Linked DNA regions of Homo sapiens: region 1 is linked to region 2. Evidence: read pairs that join two places in POLR2A ChIA-PET (ENCODE). Cell type or tissue: MCF 10A. All regions are shown on one strand. Links, peaks and the distances in the headings refer to the core of each region. The heading gives the core; the rest is flanking DNA. Region 1 overlaps PALLD (palladin, cytoskeletal associated protein). Region 2 overlaps PALLD (palladin, cytoskeletal associated protein).

Region 1 (11,472 bases), core at 3,414-5,913, 110 kb after region 2:
TTTTTTTTTTTTGGTAACAGCTTTCACTCCTGCTTTCTTATCTCCTCGTCCTCCATTCCTGTCTCCTGGGATCAGTGCTTGACAAGTGGAACTGCTAAACCAACATCAGCAACTCTCTAAGGCCAGACTTCTTGTTATAGTAAAAAATAGACCCCTATTAATGTAAGCCACTGCAAATTGGGCTGCCAATTATTCACAGGTAAACATAATTCTGGCTAATATGTATCTTGACCCGAGCCACAGCGTCTGAATAAAGGAAGTTTGAGTCCTGCTGCTGAAATTCAGGACAACTCCAGATCACCCAATTTTATGGAGAGGTAATGCTCTTAAGGCCTTGGAGATAATTCTACTCAGCTCAGCAGGATACAGGAAGGAAGCGGGGTGTGTGTGTGTTGAAACATGAACTGGAAGAAACTCTGGGTGCCTCAGGGGGATGTCCCCTTCTTTGTGGAAAACTGCAATGATTCCAGTGAGACAAAACTTGGTAAGGCAAAAAAAAAAAAAAAATAGTTATAGCTTTCCGCCTTCCTCATCTTCTATTATCCTATGCCTGTTTCACTGATCTGAGTGGTAGTAGAAAAAAAATGACAGATACTAAAAAATGCCAGAGTGATTCATAGAAGTTAGGGTATAGAAAAATCCAAACAAATGAAAAACCAAAATAGCAGCAGCAACAACAACAGCAGCAGCAATAACAACAAACAGCCCTGGATATCAGAGATGGATTAAGAGAAAAGACAGTTTGTGGGGAGGAAGAAGAGAAATATCTAATGAGGCTTTCTAAAGAGGTCTTGATACATGTTACATGATGTAGTAATTCCTCTTCTAGCCGCTTCAAGAAACTTCAATGAACGCTTACATTATGTATTGCAAGAATTTTGGATATGGATTCATGTTTCTTTGGGAAGTGATGTCATACTGATGTAGGTCATGAAGTCTCAGTCTCATGAAGACCAACACTATAATATGTCCTGAAAATTTTATCATTTAAAAGGAGACTAAAACCGTCTTGAGATGCAAATGGGGGGCTCATTGGATGAGCTCATTGGCAGGGCTTGCTATGAGCAGGCTTCAGATTCATGCCTCTGAGAAACGGCAGACCACTTTAGTTATAAAGCATGGAGTTACTCACAGGAATGGGCTCCTATTTATCTGCTCAAGCATCTCTCTTTCTGCACCACATATTTATAGGTTGCCAGCGCTGCTCCCAATGCGACCCTGCTCTACAGCCACAGCGATTGTTTAACTAAACAGGTGGACCAACCAAGGTCTCTTCTTTGGAATTGTAAAAACGGGACCTACTGAACAAGAGCCAGCTCTTTAAGTGGTGGGACCTATAAAATGCAAACTTGTGAGCAGCTGGTAGCCATATTTCCAGCCCCTTGGACTGCAGGAACAGAGTAAGATTGGCAGCAAAGACAGGGAGGCAGAGGGCAGAATCCCAACAGTGTAGAGTGCCTTGTTACCATTTGTTTCTGAGGCCTGGTTTCTGAACCCTGTCTTTCATTTCTCTTACCCTAATAATACTCTTTTATTTTTGCTTATGCTAGCTCAGGTGGATTTTCTTTTCCTTGCAGCCAATTTTTTTTTTTCCAGAAAACACTCACAAATAATTAGCATTATAGAGGAACAGAATAACAGCATGACAGCCTCAACTACTTGGCTATCAAATTACCTTAGTTCTGTGGTCTCCAACAAATTACTTCAACTTTCTCTTTCCTCAATTGTTAAATGGAGATCAAGTTTGTTGAAATAATCAAAAGTGCCAATAACACAGGTAAAGCACTCAGAACAGTGTCTGGCTCTCAATAAATATTATCTGTTATAAGTATTATGGATATATAACTATCAAAGCCTGGAATACAAGGGTCCGCTGTAGTTGATTATTCAATTCTTACAGAAAAAAAGCTCACACCGAGTGCCAAAATTACATGAGTCGACAAAATTACATGAGTCAGAACAGTAATCAATCAGTTACACCTCCGGTCACTGTGTGTTTTGTACTTCCCAGTTCCCTCTGTCATTGTTTGTTTTTTAATAAACTACATTAAGTGTGGTGGGAATGAAAGGGGAGACAGGCAGATGCTCCAAAGAATATGAGGGAGGGAATCTGCTTTCATTATCATTCTAAATTTATTTCCGCAGATATGACTTATCATCTGCACTGTCTCTTCTTCCTTTCACTCCCTCCTTTGTACCATTCATATCATACCTTTTCTCAACTTCCTTGCAAGCACCTATATATAATGTTCCCCTGTCAACTCCCATCCCCATCTCCCAGCCCCCGTGCCTTTTGTATCTTAGGTTCTTAGCATAGGTTAGTGAAACACATACAAAATATGATTTTACCTTTCTCCCTCATCTTAAAGAAAAATGGCCGGCCTATCTTGCATCTTGTTTACATCTTAAATTTTGGAACTCAATGTTATGAGCAAGAGAAAATCTCAGCTTGTGCCTCAAGATGGCTCCTCTGATCTCAGGAAGGCCTAGGGGCCATGTGGGTTTTGCTGGCCCTCAGTGTATTCATGGGTGTTCCCACCCCAGGCTCTGAAGATGATGGCAGTAGGGATTCAAAGGGGACACTAGACTGCTGGGGTGTTCAGCCACCAAGCTCTTGTCTTTTTCGAGAACATGTAGTTTATATGAGGAAACTGACTCTGAGAAAGCTTGATCTTTTTTTTTTTTTTTTTTTTTGAGACGGAGTCTCGCTCTGTCCCCCAGGCTGGAGTGCAGTGGGCTCACTGCAAGCTCCGCCTCCCAGGTTCAAGCCATTCTCCTGCCTCAGCCTCCCGAGTAGCTGGGATTACAGGTGACCGTTACCATGCCCAGCTAATTTTTTGTATTTTTAGTAGAGACGGGGTTTCACCGTGTTAGCCAGGATGGTCTCGATCTCCTGACCTCGTGATCCACCCTCCTCGGCCTCCCAAAGTGCTGGGATTACAGGCCTGAGCCACCACGCCTGGCCAGGAAGCTTAATCTTAAGTGAAGGGCACTGCTTCAACTCCAGCTGACGCGGGGCAAGTAGGGCATAGCTGAGCTGTTGTCCTGGGTGGCGAGGGTCTGAAAGCAGCAGCCACCACTGGCACTAAAATAAATTACAGGCACAAAGAGGAAAGTAACAACAACAACAACAATAAAGTGTCCAAAAATCACACGTAAGGATGCTCAACTTCCCTGATAATCAAAGAGACACAAACTAAAACAACCATAAGTTTCTGTTTTTGCCTCCCATACTAGTAAAGATTAAAACAACTTCTAATTCACTTTACAGGCAAGGACACAGAGAAAGAGGACTACTTATAGGAATATAAGTTAATACAAGCCTTACAGAAGGTACTTTAGCAATGATTGTAGAAATTTAAAATATAGATGCCCTTTAATGAAAAAAAGAGATTTCTAGAAATTTGCCCTAAAAAAAAATTGGGCAAACTCTTAAAAAAAAGGATAAAAATCTATATTGACATTGGCGTAGCCCAAGTCTGCAAACCAAAATACAAGCAGTGAATTCTTCTGGTGGCAAGAATTCCTTCAATATATAATATCTTTTACACTACTTACAAATTTTTGTGAGAAGAAAACCATTTTATGTCTATTTATTTTTGGGGACTACTGGTAGAGGTGATAGCATGGGTGGTAGCAGCTACAGAGACTGGGTAGAACAAACATGCTAGCCGCTGGTCCGCAGATGCACCAAGCCCAGTGTGTCCAGACAGCTCTGCAGAGCCCACGTTCAGTCCAGGCTCCCCTGCCCAGTCTGTGAGTCATTCCCTGGATCCTGCTGACCAACATTGATCACAGTCCTCACATTTCCTTGCTTCAACATGGGCCTGTCTTCTAATGTCTTATGTGCTGGTCCCAAACAGCCAGCTGTATGGCAGTCATTGGTGGGGGCATTTTTTTCATGCTTAATTCTTTGAGATTTTTGGATCACTCATTGGAGACTAGATACTCAGTAGCTGGACATGAACATAACAGCAGTTTTTGGAGGCTTTTGACTTTATTTAGAATCACCTAGAAAACTTTTCACAAATACAGAAGTTCTATCCCTAGAGATTCTATCTAGTTGGTCCAGGGTGGGGTCTAGGCATCGGTATTTTTTTTTTTAATCCCCCAAATGAATTTAATGGGCAGCCAGGCTTGAGAACCACTGCTCCAGGGGCTGAAAACATAGGATCCAAGTCAGAGCACCAGGAGATTGATTAATTGGTTAGAATGACTTGAAGTGACCACCAGAAACATCACATTTGGAGCTCAGTTAATTACCCCCTTGATCACACTCTGCACCAGAGGGGCAGTTTATATTTGATATTCCAAAGAAGGTATCAGAGTACAAAGACTTCGACAAACACAAAACAAAAAAGCAAACTTGCTTTGTGGCGTTTTTCCTTTCTCCAGTTAACCAAAGTGGTAGCTGGAAGATCAAATATCCTTTGACCAATGTAATAGTATATCTTAACTCGCAGAAACAATAGAGCTTTACAGAAAACTCTATCAGTTGAGAACTTTGTTTCTTACCCTCTATTTAACACACTGAATAGGACTGAGTCTGCCAGGCATTCTCTCAGAAGCTCATTAGGTCTGTGTCGGAATTTTGGATGAGTCACCACCAGTGGCATTGTTAGGTAGCGAGCATTTCCCCAGTGGGATCCTTTCCAGTCACTGACAGCAGGAATTCTCAGAGACATGCACTTTATGTAACTTTCTTGCTATTAAATCCCATGCACTATTAATATTCATATTGCAACATAACAAACTTAAGCTTTATAGACATATGCTCTTTGTGTCTTCCAAATTCTCTGTATGCCTTAATCAAGCGTTGTTAGTCTGGTAATGTAACTATGCTCTATTTGTTATGTCTAGAGATGTTCAAATTCAGGCACTGTTATATCATTTTTGCAGATTGTTTGGCCGATTGTTAAACTGGCCATGTTACGTGTTCCATGTATGAGATTTTATGAGATTTTTCTGGGTGTTGTGTGTTTCATAGATAAATTGAGACATTTCCTTTGGTTAGGTACATTTCTTTCTTAAAGCAGAACTGAGAAACATAAAGATAATGGATATCTGGTTTACTCTTGGCCCCTATAGCTGTCCTTGATCCAGAGGAAAATTTGGCTTGTAATGAATTTCAAGTGTCTTTTTGTCCTTCTTGGTTTGTATAACACTACTGATGTTACTGTCTAACCTCTCAGCTTCTACAGAATTTGTCAGGCCTGTTTATTTTCTTTCCCTTCTTGTTTCTCACTGCAGCTCTCATGAATTACTTTCCTAAGGGAGAGTTTTCAGAGTTATTTTCAATTACTACACGAGAAGAAGCCTAATAATGTAGAATAGTTTTTTCCAGATTATGTTTCACGATTAATACCATGAGATATTTCTGGATATAAAAGGGATTTATACTCAAGTATGTTTGGGAAATGCTGCAGACTATCTTTCTACTTGGAGATTGATGAAGCACATTTGTGTATATCCATTCACTGAGATGTCTGCAATTTTTTAAAAAGAACTGTTTAATTTTTGTTTCATCCAAAATTTTCCAAACCACTTTTACTATGGAACCTTTTTGCATCCTGTGAACCTTTTGGGAAATATGGAAAGAATACACGAGTTCAAATTTTACCAGCTGTGTAACATTGGGCACAACGCTTAATTTTTTTGAACCTTACTTGCCTCATTTTTAACGAAGAGAATGACACCTATCCCTACCACCTTGCAAAAATGCATTGTAGCCTGAGGGCTACTATGAAAATAACAAGAAACATCCCCAACAAAACATAATGAACACATTTAAGCAGCTGTGCCTAACATAGAACAAGCTGTACTTTTCTGAATTTTGAAAAATAGGTCTTTCCTGAAGTTATTAAATGGTAATAAAATGTCATTGATAAAATTATACATTCATAATTAACTGGACACATTTTCATCTGTATAACATTTGATTACTCTTCTGCAAGTCTACTAAGGAGCATATCAACAGTCTTAAAGTACTTTATGATATAAAGTTTACAATATAAAGATTTTTAGATGAACAAAAAACTGCTGTATGTTTTCTCAGAAAAATAAATCCTGAGATACTTTTAATTATAACTTAGATCAAGAATATTTAAGTGGTCTATTAAAATGTTGATAAACACTGGAAGTTTTGATGGCAATGGGTTGCTTAGGATCTTTAAAAAATTCTCCATTGCCAGTCCTTAAATTAGAGATAAATATGTATTTGATAGAAACAATTTATATTTAGAGTGGTTAATCCATGACTGGGGTATCACTGCATAGTTTTAATACATTCAGGGCCAGGTATGATGGCTCACATTATAATCCCAGCACTTTGGGAGGCCAAGGTGGGAGGCTCGCTTGAGCTCAGGGGTTTAAGACCATACTGGGCAACAAAGCAAGACCTTTTCTCTGCAATTTTTTTTTTTTTAATTAGCTGGGCATGGTGGTGCCTGCTGCAGTCCCACCTACTCAGGAGGCTGAGGTGGGAGGATTGCTTGAGCCTGGGAGGTCGAGGCTGCAGTGAGCCATGATCATGCCACTGCACTCCAGCCTGAGTGACAGAGTGAGACCTTGTCTTTTTCTCTCTGTATATATTCAAGTTGGTATGTTTCTTTCCAAAGCCGCCCTCCAGGAACCATGTTTTTCTGCAGTTCTGTGGATACTAACAGTCCCTTACTTTTAAGGTAATTTATATTTTAGTTTTCCTTATAACATCTGAAATGGCTAAAATGGAGTCTGGAAATGAGTAGAGCAAAGCCAAACTTATCATACGCTGAGCAACAGAGCTAGAGTTCAGCCTGCTGAACACGGGCAAATCCCACTGTGCCTTCATACCTGGCAATATTTCTGCATGGCTTCATCTAATTAATGGAACTTTGCTCAGAGTTCACGTATGGAGTCTTTTGTATTCCCTGCTTCTCTGGGTTCCCTAGATCTGAACACATTTCTCTTTTGGCAGTTGTCACACTGGGTGATATTTGTTGATTTACCTGTTAACCATATCCCTGTACTCGAAGTCCTGGAATTCAGAGTCTATGTCTCAATCAGTGTTTGTTTCTAGTGTTTAACCCTTAGTAGGCATTCAACAAATGGTGGAATGGCTGGGTGAATAAGTGGTCTCCAAAGTGCCTGCCTGGCGAGTACATAACTCTCTTTTGACAGATATCTGTCCATTTCCAAATCTCACCCTGAAGGGTTTTTGACGCTTAGTTGCCATGCTTTGGACCTTGTGACCCTGCACTCTTGCCCTGACTGGCCAGACCAACTGTCTGACTCAAACATTAATATCTGCAGACTCACCGGAGTCACAAGAGTGCTCTATGCTGGATGGTGGTTGCCCGGCCCCATTATCCCCTCCTGTCTTGGTTAGATTGAGTGGTTAGAAAGTAGAGAGGCTCTGGAAGTTGGCCCTTAGAAGGCAGAAGTTATGCCATGAAACACCAAATAGAGGGAAGGTAGATAAGAGGTAGGAGGAAATACTGAAGGGATAGAAAAGTAGAGATGAGGGGTCATGAGCTCATTAATAAACTCGTGCTTTTGGATCTCGAAGAGCTACCCTTGGCCCCTGGAGCCCCTGAAATATTCTTTTCCAGCAAGGAATGAATTCCCATTTCTCCAAATCAAGCTGTGCAATTGCTGAGATTTTGCTTTCTTTGATATCTCCTGTGTCCTTGCATTCAACTTCTGTTATTTAAGCTAACCTGGGCATGTTAGATTATCAGACAACTTATTTTTATTCTTTTTTTTAATACAGATCAGGAAGCGGAGGGTTGGATCTATTCAGAGAGAGGAATGGAGTTTGATTTGGCTTTGTGCATGTGAATTTTCTCTAGAGTAAGCCCAAAGTCCTAAGGCAGGTTTGTCAATGTGGTCCTGAATCAGGATTGTGTGTGGCTGGTGGTGACGGTGGTAGTGGTGGAGGGTGGTTCTCTCTAACAGGCTATTCATGGCATTCTACGCATTGAAGTTTATGAATCATTGCTTTCTGATGACATACAAATTGAGCTAATGCCTTGAGGTCTTCTGGACCAAAGGTGACCAAAATGACCATAATGAGTCTTATTCACCTGGGGGCCATTTGTGCACAAGCTGTTCTCTAAAACAAGGCATTCAGTCTCCCGGGATGTGAGAGATGCCTCTTTCCCTCTATGTGCAATCTAATGTGCCTATAGATAGATTTTTTTACTGAATTAACAAATTTCTTAAAAAGCTAGGAATTTTGGACCTATGTTACAACTAGCTAAGATTTTTTTTTTTAAAGAAGAGCCTAAGGCAAATCCAAACTTGCAGAAGAAAAAACACTGAGACACAAGGAAATAGCAATAAATCATTGATTTCTTAATATCCTTGCATCATTTAGAATATTATGCTAAAGACAGCTCACTGGCAAGCCTGGACGTTCCCCTCTCTCCCCAGGCAAAGTTGACATTGCACCATAGATATCACAGCCGTCTTTAGGAGTTACCTTTTTCTTTTTAAGGAAGACACTCTTGCAAGTATTCTAGAGTACTCCCATCATTCTCTCCTGAGATGACTAGAAGTCTTTTAGTCTCTTGTGCCCTGTTGGTAACTGCTTGCAGTCTAGACTTTCTTTGCATCCTCTCTTTAATCATGATGCTGCCCCCCAATATAAAACTATTCTGATTTTTGAACAAAATATACTAAAATGGTTCTGATTACTCAATCATCATTATATTTAATTATGTTAAGGCATTATTTAAGAAATCCTGAGAAATTCTGGGTTCATGTTTTTCCTAAAGTTCTGGTCACAGATTGTGATTAAAATAGAGGAATAAAAAACAAGACCTCACCTAAAAGCTAAAAATGGTATATATGATTTGCAAGCAGGGGTTCTCAAATATTTTCATTTATTTATTGCTTTAAAAAGATGAGTTTAAAGAGGGAAAGTAATTTAAGCATGAGAAGTCATAGAAATTGATTTGAGCAGCAGCTATAATTTTTTATTATGAAAGTAAAACATTTTGCTTAAAAGGGGGAGAGGAATAGAGTAAAAATAGACAAATTTTTATAAGTAGAAGTCCTCTGTCCTTTTAGTCTAATCCCCAAAAATAGCCACTAGGAATGGTAGAACATGTAACTGTTGAAAAATCTGTATAAATATAATATGTAAACTAAATTGTGGCCAAACTATTAATACACACACACGCACACCGTTTATATATGTATACACACACAAACACAGTTTATATAGTGTATATGTATATATGTGTGTATACACATGTATGTATATATATGTGTGCATACACATGCATGTATATATGTGTGTGTATACACATGTATGTATATATGTGTGTATACACATGTATGTATGTGTGTGTACACACATGTATGTATATACGTGTGTGTATACACATGTATGTATATATGTGTGTGTATACAATACACACATATTTGAAAAAGTCTAAAACAGTGCATGTGTATATATATGTGTGTGTGTGTGATATACACACACATGCACTGTTTTAAACTACTTTTTCAAATTGAAATACAACTTGGATAAATTTCATGGTTACATACATAGAAAGATTTAACTTATTCTTTTTATTTTATTTTAAAAATTTCTATAGACACAGGTTCTGGCTATGTTGCCCAGTCAGGAGTGCAATGGCTATTCACTGATGCAGTCACAGTGTACTACAACCTTGAACTCATGGCCTCAAATGATCCTCCTGCCTCAGCCTCCAGTAGCTAGGACTACAGGTGTGTGTCACCATGCCTGGCTAACTTGCTCTTTTTAATAACTACATAGCATATTATATTGTTGATATCCATTATTACTTGCACTATTCTCCCACTTACGGCATTTCCATTTTTTCATCTGTTACAAACAATGCTTCATTGAATATTTTTGTACAAAATGTTTTGTTTGTCTGTGACAGTCTATCTGTAACAGTGAATTAGTAGAAGTGGAAGTGTTGGATCCAAGGATGTTTAATTCTAAATTTTGGTACATGCTGCCAACTTGTCCTTCAAATAGATGATTAGAATTTTGACTTTCACCTTAAGGGTGTACTGAGGAATATTTATAGTAAGCCAATTTATTGTGAACCTCAAATCTTACTTGTATGGTCTTCTTCCAAGGCCCTGCATGAGCCCTTAAAATATGTAGACATTTCTAATGTTTTTGTAAAATTAGCAAAAGTAAGACATTTCAACCACAATTGGTTATGACTACCATCTCTTAACTCTGAATTCTTCACTGTTACACCCCTTACTTGCCACATGGAGTTGGAGTGGCTATTCGCTATTTTGGGGATCAGGCTTGGAGAAGTTGAGTTGGGATATGTTATTTTAACAGAATTTTATAAAGACCTTTTAGAAAGTTTCAATATAATAAGGAATTACAGACCCTTGATGTTGACATATAGGAAGAATATGTTTTTGGTCATCTTTAAAATTATTTATTAAAGAAATAAAATTCAGATTAAAAGTCAGTGAAATATGAAACCAAGGCAATAAAAATGTGTGGTGGGATCTATGGAATTATTTTGATATACAGAAGTGAATTGTGATTTTGCTGTTGCTGTATGCTGGTGTTGGAGGACCCTCCCTGCTTTGGATTTACCAACAGTGTGAATCAAGAAAGTTAGCCAAACTTCAGGCTCAGGTCCAGATAGGAGGCAAGGGTACAGCTTGCAAAACAAAGGTGGAACCTAGAGAGTTACAGCAGATGACAGAAAGCTTCAGAGTTCCGTAACTAAACTGGCTGTGAATAATATAGCTGGTATTAAAGAGGTGAACATGATTGAAGATGGGACAGTTTTTCATTTCAACGATCCCAAAGTCTAACCTCTGTCTGCCCCCTCTCTGTTAACATCTTTGCAATTACCTCTCTCTGCTCCTCTCTCTAGTTCTTCTCTCTCTGCTAACACCTTTGCAGTTACCAGTCATGCAGAAGCCAAACCAATCACAGAAATGTTTCCTGGAATATTAAGTCAGCTTGGTGCTGACAGCTTAACAAGTCTCAGGAAGTTAGCCAAACAGTTCCCATGGCAAGTCTTGAATAGCAAAGCACCAAACCCAGAAGACAATGATGAGGAGGAGGATGTTTCAGATCTTGTAGAATATTTTGGTGAGGCATCAAAGAATGAAGCTAACTAAATTTTTTTCTGGTGTTTGGAGGCTGGCATGGACTAGATTTAACAAATAAGCCAGTGGTTCCAAAGTTTTACAGATACAGGGTGTATTGCCTATTGCTATTCAATAATATAAATATTATACATATTTTTAAAAAAGAAGTGCATTGTTAAAAAAATTCACTCTGAAAAGCAGTAATTTATTAAAAGGATATACATTTTTTCTTATAGGGGTAGTAAATAGGCTCTTGGATTATTTGATAATCATGTTTATAAAGAAGAGCAAATCATATAAATACATGAAAATGATGAAGTTCTTATTGATTTGACAGAAATATTGGCATGGACAATAATGTAAAGCTCATAACACACCACTGTG
Region 2 (11,472 bases), core at 3,265-5,764:
TCTTGTTGAATCTGTTTCCTTTTCTGAACCTACACACGGCTTGGCTGATAATCTCAGTAATGTTTCTCAAGGATCATCTAATTAAATACCATAACATCCCACTGTGCCAGTACTGCCAAAGACATATGTCCTGTTTCTACCTTCACAGTGCTCATTATTGCTGAAATAAAGTCATGAAACCATGCTCACTGAATTGAATGTGGGTTTACACTCTTGAAATTCAAATGGGTTCTCTTGATTGCCAGGAAATATACACATTCCTTTTTTGGTATTCTTTCTCTCTCTTAGTTCTCCACCCTTTTCGTGCTTTGTAATATTACCCACAGTTACCACAACTGTCTTTCCTCTTTCAGCAGATGCCTTCATCGCATACTTTCCTGACATTATTGTTATTTGAATTGGAATCTTAGTCTTGCCTTCATTGCATCTTTTCTCCTTCACCATTGTCTCTGAGGGTAAAGTTTTCATCCTACTTTCTGTGGAAGGCCTTGTATGGATTATACTGTAAATGTTGGTCTTTAAAGTATTTGGTTTACTTTTAACTTTAAAATTGGCCAGGTGTGGTGGCTCACGTCTCATAATCTCAACACTTTGAGAGGCCAAGGCAGGCAGATTGCTTGAGACCTGGCTGGGCAACAATGGCAAAACTCCATCTCTACAAAAAATAAAAAAAATAGCTGGGTGTGGTGTTGTGCACTTGTAGTCCCAGCTACTTGGGAGGCTGAGGCAGGAGGATCACCTGAGCCCAGGGAGGTCAAGGTTGCAATGAGCTGTGACAGACCACTGCACTCCAGCCTGGGTGGCAGAGTGAGACCCTGGCTTGAAAATACATACATACATATATACATAAATAGCTTATTCATATCATATTCATTTAAACACCTGAGATGTACAATTAAAGGGATAAGAGTTTTGTTTGGTGGGGGCAGGTGTTGTTGGAAAACAGTGTTTGTGGAGGAGTAAAGTTATTTTGGAATATAGGACATTTTCTGGGGAAGGATTCCTAGGAAGAGTTCTAAAAATCCAGATGGAATCCTGAAGGTCATTGGTTTCTAGAAGGAGATCCCACACGGGAGGTGAGAACATTCAGTGCCAGAGCATTCCACTTCTGAATGTGCTCAAAATTAAGCTTACTTAGCAAGCAACTATTATTTAACAAGAAGCATCCATGATGAACAGTCAAATGAACTGAAGTTTAATGGAGGAAGGAGGATGGAAGAGAAAGGATCAAAAGTACCTATTTATTTTAAAATAATACTTTGTAATTATAAAAGCATTATGTCAAAAAGTTGGAAAATCAGGAATAGTTAATGAGAAGATATAATCTGCCCAAATTTCCAGCACTCAAAGAACCACTGGTTACACTTTGGTGTATTTTCTTCTAATATATAATATACATTTTAGTTGGTTAAAGTGTATTATTTTTTATTTTTTCATAAAATTGACATTAAGTTACATATATCATTTTGTCTATTTTCACTTAACACTATATTGTTCATATTTTCCATCAAATTCATAGCTTTATCTATGAGCATATTGTTCATATGTGGCTCCATCTTATCTCTGAGCTTAGCCACTCCCCCTTTTAAAATAAAAGGTCTCTACCCAGTAGGGATGACTATTTTCACCTTACTTTGTAATTACTAAAAGAGCTCTCCTACGCACTTAGGTAAAATGAAGATATGTTGAAGAAATATTGTTATCATCATGTATTCCTTCATGTAAAACACCTAATATTTGAAATGGACATATGGTATTTCTTATGGATGATTGAGTGCCACTTCAAACACAGATAGGGTATCTGCAAGTATTTCCAATTATATTTCAGACATCAAATAAAACTCCTAATCATAAAAATAGAACTCAGCTTTCTTCTGGAAATGTAATTAAACATTACATTCACCAAGAGACTGGCACAGCAAAGCACAATTAGCCTAATATCTAAGAATGTGGCACTGTGTCAGAGCCAGTATTTACATTAAAAAATCATGAGGATGAATGCACCTAAATGTTATTACTTAGTTAAAAAAGTTTTATACTTCAGGAAGCTCCTTGATTGGACTTCTCATTTTCAGGGAAGGGTTGTTTGCAAAGTGATCCAAGACCAACACTGCTAATGCAAATACCTTCACATGAATGAGTTTATAGGATATGCCTTTCTCTTAAGACAAGATTTATGGAACAATCGGGTATCTAAGACTGGGAGTGAGAGAAAGGAGGAAGAGAAATGCAAATGCAAAGTCATCATCACATTGTATTTATGAAGAGTTCATACCCGCATAGCCACGTACTGCAGAATTAGGACCCGTGACTACTCCTATGTTCCTTATCAACCTCCAATGTGTTTGGTGACTCAGAGTGTGTGTATAATTTTATAACAACAAACTGAAAAAAATGGTTTTCTGCTCTATCTTCCCTAATATTTTGAAGACCCCTCTGGTCCACACTTTATGCTTTTGCCATTACTAAATTGCTTTGTTATTTGACTAGCCTTCGAGGATAATGAAAATCACTTAACCAGAAACAAAAGCTGGTGCATATTAAATCTTCAGAATCAAAAACTGAATGATGTATCTTTCAAACATTAAAGTGGGAAGAGAAGGCATTTGGGTTGCACTGAATCTAATTTAGGGATTGGCCATTCTTCTACAAAATTTGTATGATGCTGAAAGATGTGCAGCATTTTGTGTATATGTGTATGCATCTGCACGTTCTTGCCAAAATCATCGTAGAGATAACCAGGTTATAGATTATTCAAAGGTACTGCTCTTGTCTCTTTCATCTTTGTGTTTTCAGCACCCCACATTACCCAGCATTTTGCAGATGTTCAACTAACAGTGAGGGGATGAATGGTGTTCTACTATTCAGAACAGCACAGACATGGAATCAACCTAATGCCCATCAATGGTAGACTGGATAAAGAAAATGTGGTACATATACACAATGGAATACTATGCAGCCATATAAAGGAACAAGATCATGTCTTTCCCAGCAACATGGACAAAGTTGGAGGCCATGATCCTAAGCAAACTAACACAGGAACAGAAAAACAAATACCACATATTCTTACTCAGAAGTGACAGCTTAACAACAAGAACACATGGAAACTAGGAGGGGAACAGCAGACACCAAGGCCTGCTTGAGGGTGGAGAGCGGGAGGAGGGAGAGGATCAGAAAAATTATCTATTGGGTACTATGCTTATTGCCCAGGTGACAAAATTATCTGTACACCAAACCCCTGTGACAGGCAAATATATAACTAACGTACACATGTATCCCCGAACCTAAAATACAAGTAAGAAAAACTTTTTTAAATAATACTTTTGGCTGGGCATGGTGGCTCACACCTGTAATCCTAGCACTTGAGGAGGCCAAGGCGGGCAGATCACCTGAGGTGAGGAGTTCAAGACCAGCCTGGCCAACATGGTGAAACCTCGTCTCTACTAAAAGTACAAAAAAATTAGCCAGGCAAGGTGGCGGGTGCCTGTAATTCCAGCTACTTGGGAGGCTGAGGCAGGAGAATCACTTGAACCCAGGAGGCGGAGGTTGCAGTGAGCCGAGATTGTGTCATTGCACTCCAGCCTGGGTGACAGAGCGAGAATTTTTCTCAAAAAAAAAAAAAAAAAAAAAAAGAAGATTACTTTTGATAATTACTTAGGTCATTGAAACTTAGACTGGTGGCTGGGAGCAGTGGCTCACGCCTGTAATCCCAGCACTTTGGGAGGACAAGACGGGTGGGTCACGAGGTCGGGAGTTTGAGACCAGCCTGACCAACATGGTGAAACCCCGTCTCTACTAAAAATACAAAAATTAGCCAGGTGTTGTGGTACACGTCCATAATTCCAGCTACTCAGGAGGCTGAGGCAGGAGAATTACTTGAACCCAGGAGGCGGAGGTTGCAGAGAACTGAGGTCATGCCACTGCACTCCAGCCTGGGCAACAGAGCGAGACTCCGTCTCAAAAAAAAAAAAAAAAATTAGATTGGCAACAATAGAGAAAGGAATTATCAATCATTTCTACAATAAATATATACAATCACTTAAAAATAAGACTTTTTAATTACTCACATGAAACATCTCTAAAATCTACTGCTAAATAGAAAAGGCATGGTGCAGAACAGTATATGTGGTGGGTAGGCACTTGTCTAAAAATAAAAGAAAAAATACACATTTTATATATACGTATATATTTGCTTGATAGGCATGTAAACAATCTCTGGCAGGATACACAAGACAGTGACAACTGGTTACTGAGTCCGAGAGGCAGACTTTTCAGTGCATATATTTCTTTATACTTTTAACTGTGTGATTGTATTACCTAGAAAAAACAAATTTAAGTTGAAAAGAAATGAAAGTAATGGCTAGCTAACTGAACATACATGAAATTCCATGGAAATTACGGATGATTTAAGTCTACAGGTTGCAGACATGTAAAAAATTAGAAATATTGGTTAAGAAAAAAAAGTGTGCTAGATTTTAAAATACTTTTATGTACATTCAATGATTACATTTCCTTGACCCTTTGTTAGTTATTTTGTCCCAACTTGTTTTTGCTTACCTTGTCTTTGTCCTTTTTGTTTTTATTTTGCTTTGCTTTTCAATCAACCAGGTAAGGTTTATACAAGAACAGAACCTAAGAAACCATTTGTATACTAATGTCAAACAGTAATATAGTGAGATCTTGAACCCTAACTAGTAGAGGTTGAAGGACGGGATAATGTTCAACTTTGTAAGTTCTATTGCCAAAGCCACACGTTGGAGTTGAAGCTGCAGTCCAACATAAACAGGACAGGAAGGGAGTAGCACAGAAGCTCTTGGCCCTTCACCACAAGTCTGGCATCTGATGGGGTGTTAACATGTCAAGTACACACACCTTGAAATAGCAGTGTGATTGCACTGTGGCCAACTGACATTGCAAGTATGTACTAGAGAGTGAAAATGTCCTCCTAGTCCTTCCGAATGTCTCATTTTTCATAATGTTTTAAATTAAGATGCTAATCAAATGAGAACACAGAAGAAATGAGGAAGGAGTTGAAAGTGTTCCCAAATTAAGTAACTTGGACAAACTTTTCTAATGTAATTCTATCCCATGAGATTCTTATTTAATTCTTCATACTCATTTGGTTTACAAGATAAATGATGTCAGTTGGAAAAGTACTGTAATGTGGGAAAACTCTGGAGTTGATGGGGTTTGAAAATAGAAGTCCTATGGTATATCTAGGTGAAAGGCAGATCAGCCAGGCATGGTGGCTCACACCTGATATCCCAGCACTTTGGGAGGCCGAGGTGGGTGCATCACCTGAGGTCAGGAGTTCGAGACCAGCCTGGCCAATATGGTGAAACCCGGTCTCTACTAAAAGTACAAAAATTAGCCAGGGGTGGTGGCACGTGCCTGTAATCCCAGCTACTCGGGAGGCTGAGGCAGGAGAATGACTTGCACCCAGGATGTGGAGGTTGCAGTGAGCCAAGATCACATCATTGCTCCATTGCTCTCCAGCCTAGGTGACAAAGCAAAACTTCATCTCAAAAAAAAACAAAAAAACAAAAAAAGAACGTTAGGCAGATCAAATGGGGGTTGCTCTAAAGGTGGGAGATCTTTCTTTTCCTCTTTTTTGTTCTGCTTTTGCTTCATTCATTCAAAAAACATCGTTGAGCATCTACTATTTGTCAGGCCCTGTTCTAGGGTCCTAGTGAAAGAGCAATGAAATAAGACAGTCAGGGTTCCCATTCTCAGGAAGCTACATTATAATATTGGAGGCAGGGAGCAATTAAAAAAAACAAAAAGCAAGTAACTGTCGGAAATAATTATGTGGTATGCGATAATTAATGAGGATGAGTTATTGGAACATGGCTGGGTGGCTGCTTTAGACTGGGTGGTCAGGGAAGTGGTGACATTAAGCTGAGATTTGAAAGACAAGTAAGAGCCAGCCATAAGAGGCAGAACATTCTGGGGAGTGGAACATTCCAGGCAAGGGAACAACTTGTACTTCAATTTGTGTCTAGGAGTGTGGAGGAAACCCATCAGGAATTTCCAAATATGGAAAACCTCACTAATAAAGAGAATGATAAAGGCTGCTATTTCCTTCTCTTCTATCTCTCAAACACATCATCTCATGAAATGATATTTTCCTGATTTTGTGCAGTGCTTATTATTGCTTATTAAGATGTACTTTACTTTGTTAGCCTAGAACTGGACTGAGGTGATGCTAACAATCCCTAACAGCTCAATATGAATGATTTTATAGGCTATGTCTTTCTCTGGAGACAGGATTTGCAGAACAATAGGGTATCAAAGGGTGGGAGTGAGAGAAAGGAAGAGAAAAGCAAAGGTTGTAAAATGCAGTAATTTTGAAAAGGTTGATTCAGCCTGAAATCGTTTTACTCTTTTAAGATAGAAAATCATAATACTGTTTCTTCTTTAGAGACTGGGGTAAGAGCAAGTAGTAAGAGTAGGAGCAAGGGGAGCTGTTGATTTAGCATGTAAACACTTAACAATCATTTCATTATTATTTTCCCAGGCAAAAGGACACAGACTTTCACGGTAATGCACATATTTTTGGCACTAGAGTAACAAATAAGCATCATTTTATCTGCTGATCTGTCCCAGGGTAAGAACTTGCCCATCGCATCACCCTTCAGTAACCTCCCTTTGGAGTTCTCATTTTGCTCGTCTACAGGCTTAGAGTCCTACCTTTCTCCCACAAGACAAAGGAAGAAGATAAAAAAGGAAGTAACAAAGGGGATTTGAAAACAGCATATTGTTATTTATATATTGTTGGATCTGCCGTAGGAGGTGAGCTCAGTGGAAAAACATGACCATGCCTTTCTATATGCTTGGCAAATCGCCTACCACATTTTGCCATTCACAGGTTTCCCTTCAGAGCTTATTCCTAGGGGGATTCCATGCATGTCTATGGTTTTGACTTTTTTTTTTTTGAGATGGAGTGTCGCTCTGTCACCCAGGGTGGAGGGCAGTGGCGCTATCTCGGCTCACTGCAGGCTCCGCCCTCCGGGTTCACGCCATTCTCCTGCCTCAGCCTCCCGAGTAGCTGGGACTACAGGCACCTGCCACCACGCCCGGCTAATTTTTTGTATCTTTAGAAGAGATGGGGTTTCACTGTGTTAGCCAGGATGGTCTCGATCTCCTGACCTCGTGATCCGCCCACCTTGGCCTTCCAAAGTACTGGGATTACAGGGGTGAGCCACCGCGCCCTGGCTGAAGGACCGTTTTTTTGGTAGGAATAAAGAGAAGCAGAGATTTTTCACAGTGAGCCCTACCTTTATTTTGATCTTCAAATATCATTTGTAATGAGAGGGCAGCAAGGAACCAAGGAAAAGAATAGTGTATAAGTTAGGTTTACGCTCATTCCCTCCTTTTTCCTCCTGTTAAGATTATGACTTAAGCATTGTGTTGCTTCTTTCATGATGTGATTGAAGATTGTGAGTGTCAGCCACTGAGTTGCAGAAATAATGCTATTAATTTTTTCTTGTGCAGCGTTTAAGCACACTTCGCAGTCCCACAGCGGGTGGTAAGGCGTTGCACAAATCCTGTGTGCAGGTCATCTGGGACTCACCAAATGGCCTACATTTAACTATCTTCTGCTTACACTTGAGGGAGAGTGTTAGAAACAAAGGGAGATGTAGGAGCTGAAGTGGATGCGTCCACGATACTAAGCCAGGAACCCCCACTTTATGAGAGGTACCACAGACTGGGCCAGGAACCCTCACTTTATGAGAGGTACCACAGACTGAGCCAGGAACCCCTACTTTATGAGAGGTATCATAGACTGGACCAGGAACCCCTACTTTATGAGCGGTACCACAGACTCGGCTGGAGGTCTGGGATGGCTGTGAGTCTATAGGTGACGACTTCTGTTGGACAGTACAGGGTGGGGGCTGGGCCTAGTTAGAGAAAAGAGCTCATGGCCCTTCCAGGTTTTTGTTTCATTCTTGAATTTTTTTTTTCTTTTCCCGCAATCAGTATTGGAGCTATTCAAGAGAGAAAAAAAATGCAGTTTTCTTTTTTTTTTTGAAAATGATCTTCTTTCCCCCAGACATCTGACACATCAGACACCATTTTCAGATTAATTCATTGTGAGAGTAAATATTTTAGTTCCTATTACTTGCGCCCTCCGAATTGTTTCCTATTAGTTTGTTTACAAATGATGGAGATGCACAAACTGCCATAACGCCACCAAATATAAGCCTTTCCTTTTGTGAAAGAAAATCAAATCATAAACCGATGAAAAGAAGATTTGAGCAAACCATAGTTTTTCATTGCTGACCACACGAGGCAAATAAAATCTCATATTTTCCCACAATGTATGAAAAGAAAAAAATGAATGTGTAAGAATTTCACTTGGCAGTTACCTATAGTCATTCATTATCAATAACTCAGATGCTGTTCTACATTATTTGTAGATGTCATTCAATAGTATTTCTCTATCAATAATACAACTTTGAGAACACTGAACAAACCATTTTTTAGAAAAGGTTGTGATAATACAGAATATCACACCTTTGAGAGGGGTGGAAATGGGGAAGCAAAGAGCACTTTGAAAACTGAACAAACACTGAAAGAAAACTTTGAAAACACTGCAAAAACCTTTTTTAGAAAAGGCTCTGATAATACACCATACCACAACTTTCAGAGGGCTGGGTTGGAAGAAGGGAAGCAGAGAGTATAAACTTTAATAGCCTCTGTGTTGTTTGAATTGTCACATCAAGCATCCACTGATTTTGTAATAAAACAAAATCCAATAACATATTCTAAATCATAAGAAAATTTAAAAATATATATTTAAAAAGTATCATCACATATTATTTTCTACCTAGTTAAATGGCAGGTAAATATGCAACACGAAAAAACAAAAATCAAGTGATTCCCTAAGAATATGTTTAAACATACGAAGATTTGAAAAAAAAAAAAAAAAAAAAAAAAAACAATGGGAAAACCTAGTACAAGTAAATGTTGTTTCTAAGCTGTTGGGTTTTGTGGTTAGGTGTTCTGCTTTTTCCCTTAAATTTCCTCATGAAGGGAGAGTAACCTATTTATTTGGGCCTCATACATTTAAGTCCATTTTTTCTGCATCTTATTTTATATTTTATCTTATATTTATATTTATATATTTATATATATTCATATTTTATCTCACTCACAAGCAAATCCTGATGTTCTTTAAACTTGTGCTTAAGCTGTCATCCTCTTAATGAACGCGAAGTTGTTTTGTCTACATTCTGTAGATATTACCCCCTTGCCATATACATTAACCTGGCTGCAAAGCAGAGCTAAAAGCTGCAGAGCTGTTGAAACTCCTGAGATAAGACGGGCTGTAGATGCCTCTTAACAGCTCCTCGTATTTGCTCTCCTGTGATTTACATCCAATTTATGATACCCATTAGAGTAGATAGACTTTACTTAATCAAGACCACAGTCAAGTCCTAGTCATTCAACACATTTGCCCTTTCTCTCCCTGGAGAGCAGGTCCCTTGTTTCATTAAAAGCACTGCAAATACATATTCAAAATGCAAAGATGAAAGAAGTCAGCAGTGGCAATTAATTTTATGGGTTGCTGCTACAAGAGCATAAATCTCTTTTAAGGACACCATTTTTTAGCTCATTATACCTGTTCAGCCTCTGAATGGAGATGGCGCATAGGTATTAAATGTTCACCAGCACCTTTCACACTATTGTGTACAAGCTTAGTGAGTAGCCCTACTGTCTTAAAAGAGAGCCAGAACACAATGCAAAATTAAGTAGAGGGTAGCAATATATCGATTTTTGAAACTGCAACCCAAGATTGTCCAGAAGTCTGGTTTTATATAATTGTTAGCCCATTTCTTAACTTAAGGTATTCTTTTGACTGCTTTTGTTATTTGATTAGTCTAATGTTGTTCATGAAATCACTCAGTAAACAATAAAGTGATGTACAAAGGTAAGGTGTTATTCTAATTCAAATATCTTTTAAATTCTAACATTTCTAACAAATGAACTGATCACAGAGAGAAAAGAGTAGGCTAGTCAATGCTAGGGAAATAAAGAATAACCCCTAAAGAAGCCCTTCCTGCCCCAAATCAAAAACATCAGATATGGGTAAATAGAAGGGGCTTTCCTAGGTTCTGGCAAATACATTCTCATGGGAATGTGACCTCATAGAATACATACACATTCACTATGACTCTTACATTTCCACTAACCTCTGGCAGGGCAGTAATTCAGGGTCTCTTGCGCTATGGTAGAACCCTTTGAGCTAATTTATTTCTGCCTCTCTCTGACATTGTAATGGCTCCATTCATAACAACTCTCTGCTGTGCGGTGCCAATGGAAACAGCTCATGCAAGGTTTATCATCCTAAGAAAATAATGGACATCAACTGTGAAGATGGTATTCATGGAAATATGCAGCTCCATGGAATTCCAAGCCAAGTAGCCTGTGTTGTGAAGGGCGCTCTTCTTGCCCACAAGCCTGCTTCCCTCCAGTTTCATTGCCCTGCCAGGATCTGCACCCTGAATTTCCAGCCTCAGTTTTTAGTCTTTCCCCGCTTGTCTATATCAGATCTTCTTACTGATACTTAATATTTAAAGTAACAAATGCAAAGTACTTATACTCACTTTTTGAAATGCTTTTAATAAAGGGCTGAAAGTAGATCCCCCTTTTCCATGGCCTCCAGGGAGTGGCTACATCCTTAGCTGTATGTTGGAAGCCCACACTGGGCACAGATATTTTCACAGCCATAACCAGTTATAGCTTTCAGCAAAGGGCAGATTTCACCAAGCTTTTCATTTCCCTTCTTTATTTTTAGGTGTCTTTTATATTGTTGAAAGACACCACTTGGCAGCAAGGTCCCATGAGTCAAGGCCAACTTGCCACATAGTTGAATACAGGCAAAAGTTTTTTTCTCACCAGACAGGAAATGTAACAGGGGTATGGAAATTATTATAAAACCATGCAGAAATACTCACAGTTTTGGTTTGGCAAGCAGAGGTGGTGGCTCCTTAGTGGGTGAAAGCAGGACAGCTGGTGTTGGAAGAGATTTATTACTGTTAGCTTTGCCGTTAATCAGTCCATTTACTCCACGGCTGGGATGGACTCCGTTCGTTTCCCTCTCAGCAGCATTGAATTGCATTTGAAGGGCTGCCCTGCTCAGGCCTAACTCAGGGTTGTTCACCTGCTGGATCTCAGATGGTTTCTTTGAAGCCAACTCCAAGGAACTTGTCTCCAAGATTGGAGGGGGAGGTGGAAAGTGTTGGAAGTGGTCATTGTTGGATTCTCCCATTGACTCGTAACTACAGTTTTCAGTGTTGGCTAAGGAAGGGGAAAGAGAGGAAAAACATAAGAAGATGCCACTAGTTCAACAAGTGATTTCACACTGTCAGAGTCTTCTGAGAATCCCTGTGTTGTGTGAAGTTGTTAAAGAAGAGGTGATTGTGCTGCTCTCATCTGACGCAGAAGCACTGCCAGCTGGAGGGCCTG

Evidence for each region. ChIA-PET counts read pairs that join two places held together with the same protein. Peaks named below come from ENCODE experiments on the same cell type or tissue, not always from the same donor. Only the 100,000 strongest peaks of a DNase experiment are listed, where the experiment ranks them.
Region 1: POLR2A ChIA-PET joins it to region 2 with 5 read pairs; 4 of 35 experiments call an interaction of 5 or more read pairs at or near these places.

Annotation. Positions count from the first base shown.
Region 1 is chr4:168,597,886-168,609,357 of GRCh38, reverse strand. The region is part of intron 2 of PALLD (palladin, cytoskeletal associated protein); the gene reads right to left. All of the region lies in intron 1 of LOC124900807 (a long non-coding RNA gene), which reads left to right. It also overlaps the pseudogene BTF3L4P4. Among named protein-coding and RNA genes, the nearest start is that of PALLD-AS1, 45 kb to the left of the region's middle. In MCF 10A, for the core only: no CTCF peak of the experiment used is centred there; DNase peaks (open chromatin) are centred at 3,767 and 4,607.
Region 2 is chr4:168,711,413-168,722,884 of GRCh38, reverse strand. It overlaps PALLD (palladin, cytoskeletal associated protein), which reads right to left. Exons shown (of 22, transcript NM_001166108.2): 10 at 10,962-11,304. Among named protein-coding and RNA genes, the nearest start is that of PALLD-AS1, 69 kb to the right of the region's middle. In MCF 10A, for the core only: no CTCF peak of the experiment used is centred there; a DNase peak (open chromatin) is centred at 4,824.